2 separate regions of the Homo sapiens genome follow, and region 1 is linked to region 2. A link is an interaction called in ENCODE POLR2A ChIA-PET data of the cell type or tissue named here. Cell type or tissue: MCF 10A. All regions are shown on one strand.

Evidence for each region. ChIA-PET counts read pairs that join two places held together with the same protein. Peaks named below come from ENCODE experiments on the same cell type or tissue, not always from the same donor. Only the 100,000 strongest peaks of a DNase experiment are listed, where the experiment ranks them.
Region 1: POLR2A ChIA-PET joins it to region 2 with 5 read pairs; 10 of 35 experiments call an interaction of 5 or more read pairs at or near these places.

What each region holds. Positions count from the first base shown.
Region 1 is chr9:126,861,871-126,864,370 of GRCh38, reverse strand. All of the region lies in intron 1 of ZBTB34 (zinc finger and BTB domain containing 34), which reads right to left. Among named protein-coding and RNA genes, the nearest start is that of ZBTB34, 2.5 kb to the right of the region's middle. In MCF 10A, no CTCF peak of the experiment used is centred here; no DNase peak of the experiment used is centred here.
Region 2 is chr9:126,808,026-126,810,525 of GRCh38, reverse strand. It overlaps ZBTB43 (zinc finger and BTB domain containing 43), which reads right to left. Exons shown (of 3, transcript NM_014007.4): 2 at 1,611-1,733. Among named protein-coding and RNA genes, the nearest start is that of ZBTB43, 4.2 kb to the right of the region's middle. In MCF 10A, no CTCF peak of the experiment used is centred here; a DNase peak (open chromatin) is centred at 1,255.

The DNA.
Region 1 (2,500 bases), 54 kb before region 2:
AATGACAAGGACTAACGGTCAGTAGGCTCCTACTGTGTACAGTATGGTAAGTAAGCTCTTAGACGACACTAAGAGGCTGCAGTTATCCCCATTCTACAGACGAGGAAGCAAACCCAGAGAGGCTGAGAAACTTACCCAAGGTCACTCAGCTAATGACTGGCTGAGCCAGGATTTGGACCTAGATTTGTCAGTCTCAGACTCAGAACTCTTATCTCTTATAAGAGTAAGATTTTAATCCAGGCATACTGGTGAGATGCAGGATTTTTATTGGTGCTGGATTCTTACTGATCAACTCCGAGTAGAAAGAGAATTCTCATTTAAGGATGTTCCACCACACAGACAAAGTCAGGCTGGGTCTGACACTGTGATGATTAAGGGGTCACAATATGTTGTACTTCAAGTGGTTTGCAGTCATTTCTTTGCAAAATGTCCCTTATTTTTACTTCTGTCAGTGAAGTAGGAAAAAAGATGTTTCATATTTTAATCATTAATTGAGAGGATTTGTTTCAGATAAAATAAGCTTTCTTAAGGCAAATAACTAAAAAATAGTAAGGCACAGCATCTTATCTGCTTACTGCTGGCTAGCATTTCAGGGGCACTGGCCCTGGAAAATACATTAAGTCCTGCCTCTTATGACAAAAGGATTAGAAAAGCTCACCTTGACTTGCATTCTTCCATGAGGTTTTCCTTGCCATCAACATCAACCAGAAAATAACCATTAGAAATTTAACTGCGTTCAGTTGATGACCTTCACTAAGCTAAATTCAGCAGTTTGTCAGCTACAAAACATTAAATAGACACAATTAAGAAGTTTGAAAAACATTAAGCAGAATTTAAACTAAAGTAACATGAACATTAACGGGAATAAAACGTAACTAGATTCATGGTACTGACATTTTAGACAAGTGCTTCAAATGGAAGGCAAAAGTGGGGGGACACAGCGGTGCAGAAATCCAAAACTCAGTAGGTACACAGTTCAGCAGCTTATCATTTCTCCACCTTGATAAATGTACACCCAATAATGACAATAACAATAATGAAAATGTACTAAGCAGTTACTAGGTGCTGCACATTTTTCTACTTCGTTCCATTTTCGTTTACAGTTCATTGGATTTTATTATCCTCCACACTGCAAATAAGAAACGGAGGCTCAGAGGCATTAGATAAATTGCTCAACTTCACAGAGCTGGTAAGCAGACTTGCTAGGATTCAAACCCAGGTCTCTGATTCCAAAGCTGCTGTTCTTTCCCCACAGCCTCCGAATGAAGAATCACATGACTTTTACCTTTTCCCATGATCAGAGGGAAACGTTTCAAAGTTTCAAAGATTCGTTTTGTGCTTTCTGCACCCTAAGAGAGCAAGCTGAAAACATCCACCTTGAATGGTAGCATTACATATCACTTATCTATGACACAGAAAGCTGATAAAAACAGATTCTCCTTAAAAAAAAAAAAAGGCAAATTACAAAACAAAACAAAAAGTTGTTTACCAACAAAAATCAGGAAGTATTTGAGTACCTATTATAGAAGTCCAGCCCCAGTATTAGATACTATAAGGTCTCCGAGAGGAGTATTAAGACACAATGCCCTTAAAAAAACTCCCACTCCAGTTGGGACAAGAACAAGTTCAACAGCCAAGGAACAAGTGCTGAATCCGAGTGCCACAAAGCCATGGGGGCAGGGAAGTCAGGGAACACCCTCTGGAGGAAGTATATCTGCAGCAGGGGCTTGAAGGAAGTGAAATGGAGAATTTGCACAGAAAAGAAAAAGGAGGCCAGTGCTTCAGAAGGGGGAACAACAGAAGCAAAACCCAAGAAGCCGTAACTAACTCAGTTCTGCAGGGGACAGACTTGGAGAAGCAGAGAATAAGGTTCAGGTAGGTGGGGTGGGGCCAAACCACGGAGAGTCTTGAAAAGACAGGGTGGGCGGTGGCTGGACATACCGTGGCAGGCAAGAGGCCACTACTCAGCTTTGAACAGTGGTATAACTGCCGTGGCCTCTTAACTGATCTCCTGGCCTCTAGCTTCTTCACCAATGCCTTCAGTAGTTTCAACTTTGACCTAGTGTTTGAGTTGAGGAACTAGCCGCGGCCCACCTCTCCTCCTACTTCCCTCCTATATGAACCCTTCTCTGCCAGGAGACTGGTCTATTCACTAACTCCATAGGATCACTGGGCCTGATTCCTCTTTTCCTATCTGAATGCTACTCATCCTTTAACACCCGGCTCAAATCCCGCCCCTCACTAAACCCTCCCTAACCACTCGGCCTACAGTGACCTCCATCTCTCCTTCTTAATTCTACAGCACACAGCCTTGTCTCATCAAAATTACCTTTTCATAAGTAATGTCTCAGCACCCTGTGTAAAGCTGCCTGGAGACTGTAAGTGTGCCTTCTACTACTTTCCCACCACATGGAACAGCATCTTGCCATTTAATAAGCAAGCAAGCACTCAACTATTTTTTGACTTCCTATAGTAAGTTTGGCTTTAGCATAAAGGAAGG
Region 2 (2,500 bases):
CATCTCAAAAAAAAAAAAAAAAAAAAAAAAGACGGCTGGGCACAGTGGCTCATGCCTGTAATCCCAGCACTTTGGGAGCACGAGACGGTGGATCACCTGTGGTCAGGAGTTTGAGACTGGCCTGGCCAAGAAGGCGAAACCCTGTCTCTACTAAAAATACAAAATTAGCTGGGCATGCTGACAGATGCCTGTAATCCCAGCTACTCAGGAGGCTGAGGAAGGAAAATCTCTTGAACCTGGGAGGCAGAGGTTGCAGTGAGCGGAGATTCTGCCACTGCACTCCAGCCTGGGCAACAAGAGCGAGACTCCATCTCAAAAACAAACAAACAAACAAATAAACAAACAAATGAACAAACAAACAAAAACCTTAATAAGATACCAGCAGTTAGTGGGCCGGGCGCGGTGGCTCACGTCTGTAATCCCAGCACTTTGGGAGGCTGAGGCCCGTGGATCACAAGGTCAGGAGTTCAAGACCAGTCTGGCCAAGATGGTGAAACCCCATCTCTACTAAAAATACAAAAAAATTAGCCGGGTGTGGTGGCCGGCACCTGTAATCCCAGCTACTCTGAAGGCTGAGGCAGAGAACTGCTTGAGCCTGGGAGGTGGAGCTTGCAGTGAGCTGAGATCCTGCCACTGCACTCTAGCCTGGGCGACAAAGCGAGACTCTGTCTCAAAAAAAAAAAGATACCAGCAGTTTTATGCCACTTTGCACATGTATTTTATTTTTTTAATCCAATAGCAACAGTTCTAAAACAAACACACCGATGCCAGCCTGTTCCACTATGCTTCTTAAAAGCTATTTGGCTTTTTTTAACGCAGATGAAGGGCAACATACTGAAGAAATCCTGAACTAGATGACCTTCAAGATTCCTTCCAACTTTGATGAGTTTAATAACAGCCACTATTTATTATTCGGCTGAGGAACTCCAAGTCAAATTTTATACGTGATTTAAACACCTATTAAACATCCTAAAAACACAGATGACAGCAATATAATAGGGAAGCAGACCCACCAGCTACTTATTGTGAAGTCCTTCAGAGGTTTCTTTAATCAGAGCATATGGTAACTTGCATGCTTACTATAGAAAGCATATTTAAACATAGTAAATGTTGCTTCAGTAAATTTAAAGCCTGGCACAAATGTACAAAAACACCAATACCCTATGCCTACTCTTTACATTAGTGAAATGCTTTAGAGTTCACAAAGCACACTATGTAAACCTGCGTTGTGCAACACTCCCGTATCATTGCATCCTTTTGAAATATGAGTAAACTGAAGCTCAAATTAAAAGACCTGCCAGTGGTTACACGTCTCAGAAATGGCATGTCAGCATTCAAACAGCAGTATAACTCCAAATCTAACATTTTTCTAAGTTAAGAAAAAAAATTCACTTGGCAGAAAAATTTATCTGACATTAAATGTTCTATCAGTGCAAAGTATGGCATTGATGGGCCTTAGAAGGTGTAACATCTCTTCAGAAGAGAAGAAAGAATCTTCTGGTCTAGAGGAATTAAAAATCTTAACAAAATACATTATTATTTTTGCTAAAAGAGAAATGATTACAGTAAGTAACTTTAAAAATGGTATCGTGATCAAGTTGATAGCTTACCTAATGCAAAGCTGTATTCCTGGGATAGAGTTCCTTATGCCATGGCCATCAAAAAGCAACATGAATAGAATGAGGAAGAAGAACCCATTTCAGTTTTGCTTCAAATTAAAATCACATTGACTTCTGGAAGGAAGAGTAACAGTGAAAATGTAAAAGAGATGCTATGTACACGTGTATTTGCTAATAAACACTAGAGATGTACATTAGCGGCAGAAAGAAAAGTAATCAAGACTGGCATTTTTGGTTATATTAAATTCCATTCTGCAACTTCATAGCTCCTGCTTTTGTATTTTTTAAAAAAACAAACTTATTTTGTAATAATTTTAAATTTTCAAAAAAACTGAAAAGATAGTGCATAACTCCCATATACCTCTCATCCATTACTGTGGCATATTCATTAAAACTAGAAAACATGGTCAATGACTATGTAATTTTGCAGAATTAATATATCCTTTGGAACAGTGCTATTGGTCTCCTGACCATTGTCAATCAGTATTCTTCCATTTTTTTCCTAATTAGAACACTTTGGCCAAATCACTTAGTAAAAACTATTTTAAGATGTTTTTTAAAAAAACAAGCCACCTGCTTTATGAAGTTTGATTCATGATTCCCTTCAATTTTAAGCCACGGCTGAATGTTTTACTTAAAAACTTCTAGGACAAACATTCTATTACAGCAAACTCTCTGAGATTCAAAAGAGAAGGTAACGTTCTAGAAACTAACCCCCCATTTATCGATCATCCTTCCATTGAATTTCAATAAAGCCAAGGAAATGTTTTTAACTGTACCCTCACGTGCATTAGAATTCAGGATAAGAAGCTGAAATCAAGAAAGCAGAAGGCAGAAACAGTACTCATTTCAAGAAATTAACAACATATCGACAAATTTTA